2 separate regions of the Homo sapiens genome follow, and region 1 is linked to region 2. Evidence: read pairs that join two places in POLR2A ChIA-PET (ENCODE). Cell type or tissue: K562. All regions are shown on one strand. Each heading gives the region's core, and the rest is flanking DNA. Links, peaks and the distances in the headings are about the cores only.

Region 1 (5,505 bases), core at 368-5,367, 440 kb after region 2:
GCTCTGAGGGGCTCCACAGCTCCAACCTCCCTTGAGACAAGGCCCAGAGAGCTGCAGCTAAGAAAAAAGCTGCCTGCTGGGCCCTGCGCCTCCTTTAGCTCCTGCTAACACAGCAACTCCAGGCTGCCCAAGCCCAGCTGGCTTCCCCGAGCCTCACCACTTCAAAAGGCAGGGATCAGAGAGGGTAAGCAACTTGACTGAAGTCACACAGCTAGTAAGTCATAGACCAGGGTGTAAGCCTGGGCTTTGACACCCTATGCCCTGTGTTGTTACCACCTGAGTTTGCTGCCTCGTTCCAGCTTTGAGAACCAATCCTTACAAAAGATGGACCCTTTGTTGGGACAAGGAACAAAGGAATGGGAAGTGGATCCCAGAGGGACCAATCTGACTACATAGACAATATTTACCTGTTGGAGCTGAGACACTCCTGGAAGAGAGCTTGGGTACTGTGGCTTTTACTTTCCCTGTTCCAGAACTAAGGGACTGACATACACCAAGAGAGCCCTTTCTGCACTTTTTTTTTTTTTGAGACGTTGTCTCACTCTGTCACCCAGACTGGAGTGCAATAGTGTGATCTCAGCTCATTGCAACTGCCACCTCCCGGGTCCAAGCGATTCTTCTGCCTCAGCCTCCCAAGTAGTTGAGGGACTACAGGCACGCGCCACCACACCTGGCTAGTTTTTGTATTTTTAGTAGAGACAGGGTTTCACTATGTTGGCCAGGCTGGTCTCAAACTCCTGACCTCAAGTGATCTGCCTGCCTTGGCCTCCTAAAGTGCTGGGATTACAGGCTTGAGCCACTGTGCCTGGCCACCCTCTCTGCACTTTTTCCCTAGGCCTAGCGCATGGACGATGGCTCCAACCCCTCCTGTCTCTGCCCAGCGTTCTGGGCAGAGCATTCTGGGCCTCCCCAACTGTCCCCACCTCCACTGGACACCAAGGGCCTGGGGTGTCAATGGCGGGTCTTGTGACTGCACAAAGGGGCACTCACGCAGGATCTCCTGCACTGTCACCGGCTCCGTGGTGGTAACAGGGGCTCCAGGCCCTGCCATATTGTGTGCCCGCACTCGGAAAAGCAGCCGGGCCCCCGTGGGCAGGTCCTTCACCAGTATCGATGTGTGCTCTGTCAGCCCCTGCAGGGCAGCCACCCACTCTGAGCCTGGGGGTGGGGAGGGGGAGGCAAGGCCACAGGCTGTGTCACCACTGACACCCCACTCCCACTGCCCACTCCTCTGATAGGAATCTCCAGGATTTAAATATGTTTTTTTAAATTTTTATTTGTTTATTTATTTTTGAGATGGAGTTTCGCTCTTGTCTCCCAGGCTGGAGTGCAATGGCATGATCTTGGCTCACCGCAACTTCTGCCTCCCGAGTTCAAGTGATTCTCCTGCCTCAGCCTCCCGCGTAGCTGGGATCACAGGTGCCCACCACCACACCCGGCTAATTTTGTATTTTTAGTAGAGACGGGGTTTCTCCACGTTGGTCAGACTGGTCTCGAACTCCCGACCTCAGGTGATCCGCCCACCTTGGCCTCCCAAAGTGCTGGGATTACAGGCGTAAGCCATCGCGCCTGGCCTTAAATATGTTTTTAAAATGTAGTTGCTGATTTCGCACTGCTCAAAGAAGTGTTACAGTCAGCTTTACTCTGCATTTGTTTTTCACTAGGCAAGCTTTTTTACTTCTGAAAACAGGACAGATATTTCTCTGGGTGTCCTCAACTTTCGGCAAAAGTGGGCCTAAAAAACTTGACTACAGGTGAATCTGCTCAATGGCAAGGTGAGCATGTTCTTCCTTTGGGGAGGGGGGTTGGGGGCGGGGACACTCACAGCCCTCTGGGCAGTACTCCACGCTGTAGCCATCCAGGCCTCCTGCTCCCACGCGCTCTGGGGGCCGCCACTTGAGGGAGACCGTGGTGTCAGAGACGTCCTCTACTGCCAGGTGGGTGGGTTCGCTGGGGGGACCTGGGCAGAGGAGAGGTCAGAGAGGGGTCTGAGCAAGCCTGGGGAAGCTGGAGATCCATGCCCTAGACTCTGAACTGCCCACTGGTCACATAGGGGGCACTTCCTGTTCAGCTGGCTTTTGGCCACTTTAAGGAATATTTTGTCCCTGTTACAAGACATGTCTGTAGATTGGCTTAAAAACAAACAGCAACAGCAGCCAGGCACGGTGGCTCACGCCTGTAATCCCAGCACTTTGGGAGGCCGAGGTGGGAGGATCACCTGAGGTCAGGAGTTCAAGACCAGCCTGGCCAACATGGTGAAACTCCGTCTCTACAAAAATACAAAAATTAGCTGGGCATGGTGGTGGATGCCTGTAATCCCAGCTACTCAGAAGGCTGAGGTGGGAGAATTGCTTGAACCTGGGAGGTGAAGGTTACAGTGACCCCAGATCGCGCCAGGACTGCACTCCAGTCTGGGTGACAGAGCGAGACTCCATCTCAAAAAAAAAAAAAAAAAAAAAAAACTAAAACTAAAACTACAGAAAACATGGGAATTTCCTGGCACGTATGATTAGGTGAGTTGACTAAGAACTGAACAAACCAGGAATCAGTCCCTAAAACGAGAGGCCTGGACCCTTCTCCCCACAGGCCCCGATTCCTGCCATCTTCCCAAGCTGTGCCCCATCCCTGGGCCCAGGGGTCCTTGGCCTGCCCTTGCCACAGGCAGCTGCCCCCGGACTCACCCACCCTAGTGGGAACAGGTGTCCTCCTGAGCCCTGCCACAGTCTCAACACCTGTTCTGCCCACTCAGACCCCATTATACAGATGAGGAAGCTGAGGCTTCAGGGAGGGATGACTCCAGTTGGCCCCCCGGGGACCATGGAGCTGCCTCTGCCATCTCTGAGTCTTGGTCCAGGACTCTTTCCACAGACAGATGCCCCTGAGACCCCTCCACTAACTACAGCCCTTGCCCCATCCCATAGGTGAAAACCCTGGGTTGAAGGGTGTGGAGAACAGGGGACAATGAACATTTATTGAGCACCTGTTAGATGCCAGATGGCCTGCCTGGTCATCCCATATCATCCTAACAGCTCTCTGAGATAGGCAGTGTCATTATTCCCATTTTGTAGACATGGAAAGAGAGGCTTGAAACGTGAACTAGGGGTCGGCGTAGTGTGAGAGTCAGCTCCACCCCAACCAGCTGGGAGATCTCAAGCAGGTCATTTAACTGCTTGGAGCCTGTTTCCTCATCTGTAAAATGCGGCTGAGTATCCCCAGTCGAGGATGAAAGGAGACTGTGGATGTGAGTGTCTAGCATGGCTGCCTGCAGAGCACCTGCTATTATTGGAGGTTTTTAACTGGGGAGGGGGCGGGGGGCAGGACCAGGCCAGGCAGGCTCACCGATAGGCATGAAGGGCTGGGAGGCAGGGCTGGGCCTGGACATGCCGATGGCGTTGACCGCGTAGACGCGCATCTCGTACACCACGCCCTCGATCATGCGCCGCGCTTCATGACTCAGCTCCTGAATCAGGTCGAAGTTCAGCCGCATCCACCGGTAGCTCTTCTTCTTCTTGCGCTCCAGGATGTAGCCTGGCTCAGGGGAGGTGGCAGCTCTGGTCTGGAACCCAGGCATCCCCACACCACCTTCCCTCGGATCTGTTTGGCGCCCTCACACCTCCATCCGGTGCCCTTGCACTCACCCAGGATGGGCTGCCCGCCATCGTAGGCAGGCGGCTCCCACTGTACTGTGCAGGAGTCCTCTCCCACGTTGCTGATCTTGGGGGCCGCAGGTGCGTCTGGCACGTCTGGATGGGGTGGGATGGACCCACATCAGCCCTGCCCCGCTCAGGGCCTTGAGTAACGTTGCTCGTCCCCTTCCCACTCCAACTAACCGCCACAGGCTGCCCCCACCACCCCCAGATCCAAAGAGATCTTTCTAGAATGCATTTCTTTCTTCTTTTCCTTTTTTTTTTTTTTTTTTTAGTGATATGGAGTCTCACTGTGTTGTCCAGGCTGGGTCTCAACAGGATGCATTTCTGATCATGTCGCCAGCCCTCCGTCAACCCTTTAAGGCTTCTCACTGCCCATATTCACCCCTGTCCTGGCTCTGATCCTCCCAACCCCACCCAGTCCTCTCCTGACATGTTTCATTCATTCTCCACACCCAAAAGGCCCTTTCCCTCCTCCACCCCTTTGTACACAGTTTCCTCTGCCTGGGATGCCTTTCCTCACCATCTTCTCAGCCTCCTAAAGGCATCACCCCCAGGCACAGGGATGGCTCTCTGCTCAGTGCTCCCACGGCACTCTGGACATGGCTCATGTACAGCAGTGTCGCAGGAAATCTGCTGGATGCATCTGCCTCCATCTCCCCCAGAGCGGGGCTCCTTTTGGGCAGAAAAACCTGTCCTGTTGCCGCTCGGCTCAGGGAGCATGCCCGTGATGTTTGTCGAGTGGCTGAATGAGCGAACGGATGGGCCCTCCTTGGGGCTGCCCCTCTGTGTTCTCCAGCTTGGACCCCGGCCGGCCTCACCGATGACCTTGACTGTGAGGTTGACCTGGTCCTCGCCCACAGGGTTCTTCACTGTGACCGTGTAGACGCCCTCATCTTCCTTCTCTGCCCCCTCGACCGTGAAGATGCTGCGGTCCTTGGTGGTCTCCACGCGGACCCGGCCCTCGGTCTCACACAGCAGCTGGGGGGGTGCAGAGTTGGGGTGAGATCCAAGTCAGACCCCAGAGGCCCTTGCAGCCTCCGCCAACAGCCAGATGTCCCGGGGGTCCATGGGGGGAACACAGCCTGTGGGAAGACTGCATCCACGTCAGCATCTAGTTCAAAATCATCTCTGTGGCACCGACTGAGGGCAGGGGCTCGGGTTCTAGCTTTGTCACGGGACCTGGGGCAACCACCTGTCCTCTCAGATGAGCTATCATGAGGACCCCTCAAGACCCCAGCCTTCAGAAGAACCAACAGTGCCAGGCAGGAGCAAGACCCCGGCAGCTACACTGGCAGAAAAGTGTCTCAGAAACTACTCCTGAGTTGAGAGGGAGCACAAGGTCAAGGTCAAGGTCAGCTTAGGATGAAGGGAGCCAGGGAGCAGCCCAGTCATGAGGGCTTCCTGGCAATGAGAGGGTGTCCACATCCTTGTGATGGCCATCAGCACACTTCACAGAGACCCTCTGCCTGAGGTGTGAGGGCCCCACAGGGACCCTGCTGGGGGCAGCAACACACCCGGCCAAGTGTGGCACCTCCATGGAGACCTCGCCAAGGGCTCGGCACCACGTAGGTAGAAAGTGATGAAAGACAAACGAGCCTCCTCCTGACCTCAGTCTCACTCACCTTCTTGTCAAACACCCACTCATCGCTGTCACCTGTGTCCTCTGGGGCATCTGGGGCTGGCCTGGCTGGGGCCTTATTCCCCTGGGAACAGGGCAGGAGGGAAGTAGGGAGCAGAGGAGCTGACTCAGCCTGGAAGCGCCCCTCTGCTGCTTCTTCCACCCCCTGACCCACACTGCCCACCTTGCCTGCCCCCTGACCAGTCTCTCCCATGGGGTAGCCAACAGCAGGGCGTG
Region 2 (5,461 bases), core at 70-5,069:
AGGAGAATAATCAGGTAGGGCGCTTTTATCCATTTAACTCAGGGGACTCCAATGTTTGGTCCACAGAATGAATTTTTTTTTTAGACGGGGTCTCATTTTGTCACCCAGGCTGGAGGGCAGGTGAGATTACAGCTCACTGCGGCCTCAATCTCCTGGGCTCAGAAGGCCTCCCACTTCAGCCTTCTGAGCAGCTAGTATCGCTACACCTAACTAATTTTTTTTTGTAGTAGAGATGAGGTCTTGCTATGTTACCCAAGCTGGTCTCAAACTCCTGAGCTCAAGCAATCCTCCTGCTTTGTCCTTTCAAAGTACTGGGATTATAGGCATGAGTCACCATGCCCAGCCTCAGAATGCTTTTTAAGTGTCTGAGTTTAAATGTCTTTAGACAGGGCATTTATTCATTTAATAATTTTTTTTTTCATACTGGCAACAGGCAGGACATACTATCTTAGGCACTGGAAATCTAGCAGTGAACAAAACAGACAAAAGTCTCACAGAATTGACAATATAATGTAATATTAGGACAGGCACTTTCTTCTTTGTCACAATCTCTTCCACTGCCTTTTGTATTTTATTTTCTTTTATTTTTGAGACTCGCTCTGTTGCCCAGGCTGGAATGCAGTGGCACGATTTCAGCTCACTGCAACCTCCACCTCCTGGACCCAAGTGATTCTCCTGCCTCAGCCTCCCAAGTAGCTGGAATTACAGGCACCCGCCACCATGCCCAGCTAATTTTTGTATTTTTAGTAGAGATGGGGTTTCACCATGTTGGCCAGGCTGGTCTCAAACTCCTGACCCCAAGTGATCCACCTGCCTCGGCCTCCCAAAGTGCTGGGGTTACAAGCTTGAGTCACCATGCCCGGCTCCTTTTGTATTTTATACACACACACACACACACACACACACACACACACACAGACACACACACATACACACACACAGTTTCTAAAACAGTTGATACATACTGTAGGACCTTATAAGATACTCCCTCCATTGATTGCATAGAATTTTTAAAAGCCAGAGGTGAGAACTTCATTTCAGGAGTTTTTCTTTAATTCAGATTTCTGAATTTTAAATTTAATTTTTTTTGAGACAGAGTCTCACTCTGTCATCCAGGAGTGCAGTGCCATAATCATGGCTCACTGCAGCCTCGAACTCCAGGGCTCAGGTGATCCTCCTACCTCAGCCTCCTGTGTAGTTGGGACTACAGGCATGCATCAATAAGTCCAGCTAATTTTTGTACTTTTTATAGAGATGGGGTTTTGCCATGTTGCCCAAGCTGGTCTTGAACTCCTGGGCTCAAGCAATCTGCCCACCTCAGCATCCCAAAGTGCTGAGATTATAGGCATGAGCCACTGAACCTGACCAGATTTCTCAATTTTATTTATTTAACTTTTTTTGAGACAGGGTCTTACTCTGTCACCCAGGCTGGAGGTCACTGTTGCAATCACGGTTCCCTGCAACCTCGACCTCCCAGTCTCAAGCCATCCTTGCACCTCAGCCTCCCACGTAGCTGGGACTACAGGCATGTGCCACTATGCCAGGCTAATTTAGAAAACATTTTTGTAGAGATGAGGCCACACTATGTTGCCCAGGCTGATCTTGAACTCCTGGACTCAAGTGATCCTCCTTCCTTGGTCTCCAAAAGTGCTGGAATTATAGGTGTGAGCCACTGTGCCCGGCCCCTCTATTAATTTTTAGGCTATAATAATTAATTACAATTCTTATGAATTACTAATAACTATTAATTTGTATTAATTAGGTCAACCTTATGAGCTAATAATAAAAATACGAAACACCTACAACTTATCTAATGTGTGTTATATGCAATTTAAAATGCATCACCTCATTTAATCTTCATACAACTATGATGGAGGTATTTTTTTTTAATCACCAATTTAGAAATGAGTAAACAAGGCAGACAGAGATTAACTGGCCCAAGGCCACACAGCCAGTTATTACAGAGCCAGGACCTAGACTCAAGTGTGTGGGGGACAGAGCCCATGTTATTAACATCATACTTTTTTTTTTTTTTTTTTTCGAGACAGAGTCTTGCTCTTTCTCCCAGGCTGGAGTGCAGTGGCGCAATCTCAGCTCACTGTAACCTGTGCCTCCTGGGTTCAAACAACTCTCCTGCCTCAACCTCCCGAGTAGCTGGGATTACAAGCACCCGCCACCATGCCTGGCTAATTTTTGTATTTTGCAGAGATGGGGTTTCCCCATGTTGGCCAGGCTGGTCTCGAATTACTGACCTCAGGTGATCTGCCCGCCTTGGCCTCCCAAAGTGCTGGGATTACAGGCGTGAGCCACCGCGCCCAGCTACACCACACTTTGAGGATGTACTCCCAGAATGTCTAGTCCAGGTAGCCTGGGAGCTGTCCCGAGAGGTTGCAAGAAAGTTCGGGAGCCTGAGATACAACTTACCCCTCCATGGGATGCAAGGCAATGGCCCGGGGCTTCTCCAGGTTCTGCCACAGCAACACTTTCCGGTGGGCCCCATCCAGATTGGCCACCTCAATCCTCGAGGTGCCTGAGTCGGTCCAGTAGAGTTTGTCATGGACCCAATCCACAGCCAGGCCCCCTGGTGAGAAGCAGCAGCAAAAAATGTCAAGGAGTCAACCCAGGCCCCCATGTCCCATAGTAATAGGAGCAAACTCTTACAGGAAGCAATTTTTTGGGCCAGGCACTATTGTCATCACTTCAGATACATGAATTCATTTAAGCATCACAACTCTGTGAGCTAGATACTGTAATTTCCATGAGGATGAGGAAATTGAGGCACAAAAGAGTTAAGTAACTGTCCAAGGGCATGCACTTCCTCCTCACAGTCAACCATACATCACTTTCTGAATTCTGTCTCCCTGACGCATTCCCAGGGTCCCCCACTGCACTGACCCAGGGGTTTGTAAATTGTCATCTGGGGTTTTGCAGAGGCATTTCAGAAATTCCCTAGGCATTTGAGTCCAATGTGCTTGATACCAAATTAGAATTTGACCACTTCACCTATTTGTAAAATAGCCTGAGATTGACAAGTGAGCTGTTTCTGTGGTTTTTTGTTTGTTTGTTTCGAGATGGAGTCTCACTCCCATTGCGCAGGCTGGAGTGCAGTGGTGCAGTCTCGGGTCACTGCAACCTCCACCTCCTGGGTTCAAGAGTTTCTCCTTCCTCAGCCTCCCAAGTAGCTGGGATTACAGGCATTTGCCACCATGCCTGGCTAATTTTTGTATTTTTAATAGAGATGGGGTTTTGCCATGTTGGCCAGGCTGGTCTCAAACTCCTGACCTCACGTGATCCGCCTGCTTCAGCCTCCCAAAGTGCTGGGATTACAGGCGTAAGCCACCACGCTTGAACTATTTTTTTTTTTTTTTTGAGACGGAGTTTTGCCTAGGCTGAAGTACAATGGCGTGATCTCGGCTCACCGCAACCTCCACTTCCTGAGTTCAAGCAATTCTCCTGCCTCAGCCTCCCAAGTAGCTGGGATTACAGGCATGCGCCACCACGCCCGGCTAACTTTTGTATTTTTAGTAGAGATGGGGTTTCTCCATGTTGGTCAGGCTGGTCTCAAACTCCCAACCTCAGGTGATCTGCCCACCTCAGCCTCCCAAAGTGCTGGGATTACAGGCGTGAGCCACCGTGCCTGGCCTGTTTTTTTAACAATCTATAAAACATTTTGATATACTTATCCAGGTCAATCAGAATATTCTTAATACTAAGCAATCGAAACAAAACTCAGAAATAAACTAGATGCAAAGGCTGATGGAGAACTCTGTCATCCATAAATCTGATTCCCATGATCACAACCACCAACGTGGTCTCATTATTCTCACTGATTGAGCTCAATCATGAGCAAATGTTATATTTGAACCTATAAAATTGATATACATTAACAAATGTTTTCTATATTAGGGCTCCAACTAAGATTTCCCTGGAAGAAAAAGATGTCCTGCTGCCTAAGGTTTGCAAACCACTGGCCTATTCCTCCCACCGTTGCTGCGCATGTGGCATGGCTCTGCCCCTCTCCATGGGGCCTTGTTCCCTACCTGGGCTCTCCAGCCCAGTAGACACAACCTCCTCCACGTTGCTGCCGTTGAGGTTGGCACGGAGGATCCGGTCCAGGGTGACATCTGACCAGAAGACAAGCTCGCGGCGGTGGTGGAAATCAAGGGCAATGGCATTCTCCAGGTTGTTAAGCAGCAGTGTGTACTCAGAGCGGTGTGGCAGCACCTGCCGGATGTCGATGCGATTGGCGAACAGCAGCACAGGCTCTGGCCCTGGGAAACAGTATAAACATGGGATACCCACTGGGTTTCAGAGCCGCCCCTGGTACCCATCAGCAGGTCTTCAGCTGACCGATGGAGCCACTTGCTCACAAGGACATGCCCCAAGCTGTCAGCATCAGTACCAGAAGAGTGGCAACCTTTAAACTATATTCCTCCACCCCTCCCCACCCCACTCCACCCCAGCAGCATTTTTCTTGGGGCTCAGAATGCAACTGTTGCTGCATTTTACTGTGACAGAAATCTCTCTACCTCTCTGCAAATCCCTGAGCACCAGAGTACCTGGCCTTCCTCCATGCTCGGCCCTCTGCCCACCCAGCCAAGTGCCAACAGCCCTTACCCAGAGCCTTGCAGCTGCGCCGGTCGGGCCGTAGTTCATAGCCTGTTTCACACCAGCATTGGAAAGCCCCTTCGCTGTTGGTGCAGCCCTGGCTGCAATACCCCTCCTCGGCACATTCATTCACATCTGGGAACACCAGGCAGGTCAAGAGATCTCCCTTCTGTCGTCCTCCCACTCCCGCTCCCAGGCTGCCGAGCTGCTTTTCTGCCCACATCCCCATCTACTTTCCAGGCCTAGTGGGAAGGCTGTCTAAGAAATGGTTAAGGGCGGCCGGGCGTGGTGGCGCACACCTGTAGTCCCAGCTACTCAAGAGGCTGAGGCAGGAGAATGGCTTGAACCCAGGAGGCGGAGGCTGCAGTGAGCCGAGATCGCACCACTGCACTCCAGCCTGGGCGACAGAGCGAGGCTCCATCTCAAAAAAATAAAAATAAAAAATAAAAAAGAAGAAATGGTTAAGGGCTTTAAGGTCATGCAGACCTGGGCTGGAATCCCAACTCTGCTACTCGCCAGCTGTGTGGCCTTTGGTAAGCTACTTATCCTCTCTGTGCTTCAGTCTCCCCATCTGTGAAATGGGAAGGATGATCCCCACCTCCTAGGGTTATTGTGAGGACGAAATGAGGTCACACCGTTCAAATGCCTGACCCATAGGAAACACAGCTGCCTGTCTGCTGCCCCTGCTCAGAACCCCGACTCTGCTGCAAACCAGGCCCCAGCTCACCTTGGCACGTGTGCCCATCCTCTGTGAGCCGGTAGCCTGTGTGGCAGGTACACTGCACTGCCCCCCGCACCATCTGGCACTTCTGGGCACAGCCACCGTTGTTAACATTGCAGTTCTCCTCACCCG

Evidence for each region. ChIA-PET counts read pairs that join two places held together with the same protein. Peaks named below come from ENCODE experiments on the same cell type or tissue, not always from the same donor. Only the 100,000 strongest peaks of a DNase experiment are listed, where the experiment ranks them.
Region 1: POLR2A ChIA-PET joins it to region 2 with 5 read pairs; 2 of 35 experiments call an interaction of 5 or more read pairs at or near these places.

The regions. Positions count from the first base shown.
Region 1 is chr11:47,334,052-47,339,556 of GRCh38, forward strand. MYBPC3 (myosin binding protein C3) reads right to left here. Exons shown (of 35, transcript NM_000256.3): 22 at 5,273-5,353; 23 at 4,469-4,628; 24 at 3,639-3,743; 25 at 3,340-3,528; 26 at 1,826-1,960; 27 at 991-1,158. Among named protein-coding and RNA genes, the nearest start is that of MYBPC3, 16 kb to the right of the region's middle. In K562, for the core only: no CTCF peak of the experiment used is centred there; a DNase peak (open chromatin) is centred at 3,440.
Region 2 is chr11:46,890,549-46,896,009 of GRCh38, forward strand. LRP4 (LDL receptor related protein 4) reads right to left here. Exons shown (of 38, transcript NM_002334.4): 10 at 5,336-5,461; 11 at 4,618-4,743; 12 at 4,041-4,271; 13 at 2,425-2,581. Among named protein-coding and RNA genes, the nearest start is that of LRP4, 25 kb to the right of the region's middle. In K562, for the core only: no CTCF peak of the experiment used is centred there; no DNase peak of the experiment used is centred there; H3K27me3 peaks cover 1,542 bases.